Linked DNA regions of Homo sapiens: region 1 is linked to region 2. Evidence: chromatin contacts called from ENCODE Hi-C data. All regions are on one chromosome and are shown on one strand. The core of a region is the stretch at or near the end of the contact, and the rest is flanking DNA. Distances in the headings are between cores, read along the strand shown.

The links. A loop is a pair of places that touch in the nucleus more often than their neighbours do. Pooled maps may share reads with other maps.
Region 1: a map of CD4-positive, alpha-beta T cell shows a loop between it and region 2 (5-fold over the local background). The contact joins the promoter of SEC61A1 here to the promoter of ZNF148 in region 2. A Hi-C loop is called at or near these places in 2 of 168 maps with a recorded cell type or tissue (CD4-positive, alpha-beta T cell and CD4-positive, alpha-beta memory T cell) and 8 of 50 pooled maps.

Annotation. Positions count from the first base shown.
Region 1 is chr3:128,051,045-128,053,796 of GRCh38, reverse strand. SEC61A1 (SEC61 translocon subunit alpha 1) reads right to left here and starts at 1,360. Exons shown (of 12, transcript NM_013336.4): 1 at 1,238-1,360; 2 at 895-962. The coding sequence starts at 1,244. LOC102723759 (a long non-coding RNA gene) reads left to right here and starts at 1,622. Exons shown (of 4, transcript XR_007096073.1): 1 at 1,622-1,835. RefSeq lists a silencer at 1,047-1,686 and a cis regulatory region at 1,179-1,795.
Region 2 is chr3:125,373,966-125,376,665 of GRCh38, reverse strand. It overlaps ZNF148 (zinc finger protein 148), which reads left to right and starts at 1,341. Exons shown (of 9, transcript NM_021964.3): 1 at 1,341-1,564. LOC105374080 (a long non-coding RNA gene) reads right to left here and starts at 1,240. Exons shown (of 3, transcript XR_924427.3): 1 at 1-1,240. RefSeq lists enhancers at 1,017-1,066, 1,177-1,446 and a silencer at 1,557-1,606.

The DNA.
Region 1 (2,752 bases), core at 111-2,610, 2.7 Mb before region 2:
TAGCTATTAAGGTGCTATGTAAAGGGTGGGACCTAGGCTTGCCTGCCTCCAGAGCCATGCCCCTTCGCTACACTGGAATTGAGGGGGTAAAGCTTTACAAATTCGTCCATTAAAAGCAGCACATGGGCATTTATATGAAACTATTTTACGTAAAAAAATGAAAGTGGATTCCAAGCACCCAAGTGTCCATGTGAATGCTTTAACAACAGTTTGAAAAATAATGTGAGGACACAAACATTTTATTCCCCACTCTCTAACCTAGGAACCTAATGAAACTTTTTTTCGTTGACAGCTGTAGTTACACTGGCAACACTCACTCCACACAATTTCTGATTCAGCACAGCTCTAAATTTAATCTTTCCTTGTTTTAATACACCGTCTGTGAAAAGCAGCAGACTTCACAAAAGAATAGCCTTTATTCCCCCTATTGTGACAGCCTACATAAAAGGTACAAAATCATTTGTAAATACTAAAGTGACAGCCCTTCCCTTTAGCAGCTGGATACAAAGGGCATCTCCTGGGAAAAAAAACCAACCCGTGATCTGCTCCCGTTGGAGGTGAAAAAGGGAGGGTAACTCAATCTGCTATCCTAACTGAGGCCTTATTCATTCATGGCCCGGATCCATTTTTGGGACAGGGCAACCGGAGGCTTTGTTCTCGGAGCAACATCCACCAAAGATGCTCCAAATAAAGCACAGTGATTTCAGTGGAAATTTCCACACAACCAGGTCACCTTTCGACAGCTCTCCGGAATAACAGAGCACAACTACACTCCAAGGGAAGAGAAGGGAGAGTTTCCATTGCCGTGCTGAAGCCATTTTTAATCATACTGTAAACTTCCAGAGTCCAGACAGTTTCCTGAAACCTTCTTTGTTGGCGATTTGGGGTACTTACCTTCCTCTCTGGCTTCTGAATTTCCGGCAGGATGACACAGAAGGGCTTGATGACTTCCAGAAATTTGACTTTGATGGGAGAAACAAAACAGGAAGAGTTGGGACACAGAGAAGTAACCTTCCGCGCTACCCAGGGACGCCTTCTGCCCACGACGAGTGAGAGCAGGGGCCAGGGGAGCCGGCCGCACCCCGGACGCGTGGGGATACTCGAGAAGGGCCGGGGGCACGGGCCGCGTTCTGCAGGGGGCCGGTCAGGGTTGGCCGGCGGGCGCCCGACCGCACGGGTGTGGGGAAGGGGGATCTGTTCCGTCCCGGCCTCAATAGGGCTTCCCTACAGGACTCACTTGCCATGGCGGCGGCTGCTCGGGCTCCGGGTCCCGCTTCAGCTCAGCTCTGCTCCGCGTGAGGCGACGCTGCCCGCGGCCCAGCGCGTTCCACTGCACAGCAGCTCCGCCGAGAGACACGTCAGTGCTAGCCCGGCGGCAAGCGGCGCGGCGCGGCGCGGGGCGGGGCCGGGGCCGGGCCTCGGATCGCTTCCGCTTCCTGCCACGCGCGCCCGCCGGCCGCCGCGCTTCGCCGCGCCGCGCCGCTTCGCCGAGACCTCAAGCCCCGGCATGCAGCGGGGCTCCTGGGGCCTGTCGGGAAGGGGCCTGGCGCGCGGGGCCCGCCGGGACTGGGGGTGTGCGGCTGCGCAGACTTGGTAACGCGAGAGCGCGCGGGGAGGGTGTGTCACGCCTCCCGAGACTGGGGCTGTGCGGCCTCACGGAGAAACTGAGGCAGGCGCGAAGCGTCGAGTGCGCGCGTGGCCCTGCAGGCAGGCGGAGACCCTGGTGGCTCCCATACACGTAACAGCACTCACTGCTCTTTGACGTTAGTGAATAGACCGTAAGCTCCCTGGAGCAGGGACCTTATCCCAGCGTCTACCGCGGCGCCCGTCACCTAGTAGGTCTCCGTCATTACCTGCTGAGTAGGGCGCGGGCTGGTGGGGCTTACCGAGCACCCTCGCTGTCTGAGTCATTAAGCAAACCCGGAGGCTTGTCGTGGGTGTGGGTCCCCTTCCATCTGAGAACGAATGGGATGAGTTTCTGGAGAGACTTGGCCGGAGAAGGGCCGGGGCAGCTCGGGAAGTAGTCTGCCTCACAGAAGAATTCAGGAAGGCCTCCTGGGAGAGTACCTTTGTGCCGAGCCTTGATAGATTCTGGCGAGAAGGAATGAGGGAACAGGTTGAGGAGACTGTTGTGGGCAAAGCATGGCGGTGTGATTGCCTAAGATCGGTGTGGGAAAGGGGGATAACGGGTAGGGCAAGGGATGCTGGGGCTGGGGGTTGGAATTTACTTTCAGGCATCTGTAGTCAGTAGGTATGATGTCATCTAAGAGAAACAGACTTAATGCTGTGAGCATTTAGCAGGGAGGAGGTGGGCACGCCTTGTGGGATCAGGCAAGGTTTCATGGAGCTAAACCTTGACCAGGACAGGTAGAAGTTGAGGGTACATATGTGGCAAGATGCTTTTTTGCTTTTAATTTAGGTGTCAACTATTTGGATTTTTCCATTCTCACCCATTTCTAGCAGATAATCAGGTTTTGTACATTCTTGGCTCAGAAAGTTGGACAGGACAGGAAGTCTTTTTTGGAATACAAACCCACTGGTGGAAAATTCAAAGGACTACTGGGAACAGGCAGGTAACTTCAGTGAAGTGGTCTAGGTGTGACATCACTTGATATCCATCCCCCACCAAAAAGGGGAAAAAGAAGACATTGACTCTTTATTCAGAGTCTGAAATGCAACCCATCTTCACTTCCAGGACCCACTGATGATCTCTTCTGGAGTTTTGGCCTGAAGCTAAAACTGGCAGCCCCTG
Region 2 (2,700 bases), core at 92-2,591:
TAATGGAGAAAGCACACAGAGAGAGTTGATTGTGGAGCTGTGGTTTACTCTTGCTCTTAGTTACCTGTGTCTAAATTAAGCTGAACCTCTGGGCCTTAGCTATTTCTAAACAGGCATCACGATTTACTAAGGTTAATGCCTGAGGGAACATTAACCTTGCAGACACTAATCTAATTCAGTGTCATCACAAGTGCATAATGCAGGAGTTTGGAATTTTGCCAAAAAGCACTATTCAAATGAACATTTAGTTGGCAAGGGGTGGGAAGGCGGGTGTGGAAAAGGGAAGGAGAACACCAGAAATGGCTCTATAGATATTTTCATGCCTTTTCTTTTCCCTCTCCCCTCAAAGGTTACGTTTAAGTATTGCAGAGAGGCGCTAAATGGAATCTTCATATTATTATGAAGAAATCCCAATGAACGCGTTTTATCCCACGGCAAGTTCCAGATGCTCACAATTACTCAACATTCACTGAGCATCTTTTATGTTATATGGCTGACCTTGTGCTAGGGTGTGTACACAAAGATGAGTAATTGTAAACGATGGCAGTATGCAGAAGCACCTCAGGGCGCCTAATGTTAGCTGACGAAGGCACCATTAAGGAGGTCACAGTTTGGCTAAAGGGCCCCCAAAGGATGAGACAACTGTGTAATCCTAGCTCTATAGAGATCATTACCAAGTCTTTGCCATACAAAGTTTGGGCTTCAGGTGAAATGAGAAGGGCAAGGTTCTGCCCAAGAGGGTCCAGGGCCGGATCTCTTGATCTGTGTCTATGCCCACACCCTGCATCTCAGCTTGCAGACACTAATAGGGTTTGCCAGTTTCAAGGGCGCAGGGCTACATCTTCCGGAAAAGGTGGCATTTGAAGGTGGTAAGAGGCCAACGACTGGAGGTGGCGGCGAAGGGCTAGGTAAGACAGAATAAATGAAAAAGCCAAGACATTTCTGGCAAATAACCTTTCACCTAGGTCCCCGACCCTTCCATTTCCCCAGGCCTGAAACGCTCCCGAATCCCCGAGTCCTCCACTTTCCAAGCGCTGGGCATTGGTTAAGGCTGTAGGAGCAGGGAGTCCCCCGCTCTAAGAGAGTTCCTCAGTTCCGATCTTTTTCAAACCGCTTTCCTCCCAGGCCCAGCCTGGGGGGCCTGCGGCTCGGGTCCAGCTTCCACGGCCACCCTGGGCTGGTGACACGCAGGCGCCGGAATCGAAGCCACGCTGTGTCTTTCCAGCCAGGTCTCTGCGCCAGACGAGGGCGGGCGCCGCGGAGCGCTTCCCGTGTGCGGGGCTTCCCACAATGCACCGGGCCGGCAGTGGCGGCGACCGCGGCGGCGCTCTAGCTGCGGCATGTCTGCGTCTCTACTGCTCTGGGAGGAGGAAGAGAAGGAGGAAGAGGAGGAGGAGGAGGAGGGGGAGGAAGAGGAGAAAGGCGCAGGGGTGGGAGCTGTTGCCGAAGCTGCCACAGCAAAAGTTCTCCCCCCTCCCCCCTTCCCCTCCTCTCAAGGCCCCTAGAAAGGTTGGAGCTGCCGCCGCCTGCAGTCGGTGACCGCGCGACTCGGCGCCCGCCCGCGGTAAAGCGCTCGGCCTGGCAGGCCCGGGCCCGGGGGAGGGCGGGGGAGGGGGAGGGGGCGGCGCGCGGGGGGAGCGCGCGGCGGTAACGGCCTGACCCCGGGGGGAGCGAGCCGTGGCGAGGCTGGGGGTGGCCAGGGGGCCAGCCGAGGCCGAGGGAAACGCTGGGGCTGGCTGGGGGACGTGAGGAAGCAGGGCGCGGAGGGTGGGTTGGGGGGTTGAGGAGGGATAATGACGGGGGTGGCGGAGGCGAGAAGGCGGCCTCCGAGGCTGGAGGCGGGTGTCAGAGGTAGGGGAGGAGGTGGGATGTTTGCACGGGGAGGCCGGAGGGTGCTGGGTGTGGGTGTGAAAAGGCTAGGGAGACACCAGGGCTCTGTCCACCGTGCCTGGTGCAGTGCTTTATGCACCGCAGGCCTCAGTCACTGTTGCTGCCGGAGTGTGCTCTTTGGGAGAAGGGAAGGGCAGGGGTTGGAGAAAAGGGAATGCTTGCAGGAAACGTAGTGGGAGTGCGAACAGGGCGAGGGGCCGGAGGAAAGATGCCGGAGAGGTGGAGGAATGCGGGGAGGTGGCTGTGGAGGAGTCTTGAGGATTCTGGGGGGTGTTCATTGTGCAGATACGTTAGGTATTTCATTATGGAAAGAACTGAAGCGTTTCTCAGGGAAGGAAAGAAGGGAGATAGGAGTTCCCGTGAATAGAAAGGATCGCGTTTGAAGCAAGAGGGAGTGCTAAATAGTAGAGAAGATGCAGGGAATGCATAATAGAATAGACAGATGTAGTATAATTAATAAATATTGGCCTAAGTACTGAAGAGTTATTCCAGATGGGCCGGGATGGCCTAGTTCCGAACCTGTGTGGGCTGTTCAGTAGATGACATCTGGTAAGTGTGGGTCTGGGCCGTGGTTGGGGTCACTGAGAATTAGATTTTAGTCTGTAGTTTGGTCTGTGACATTTTAGACGTGCACCAATGAGTATGAGAACCTCTGAAGCAGACCTTGAGAAAGGGTCTGGCCTGTGGGGATTCCTTAGGCTATGGAGCTTCGATTTTAGAAAATTTGAAGTATTAACACTTACCCGAGGTTGGGTAAATACTATCCTGGCAAACGCTGGAATGGAAATTAATTGACTTGGTGGTTTTCTT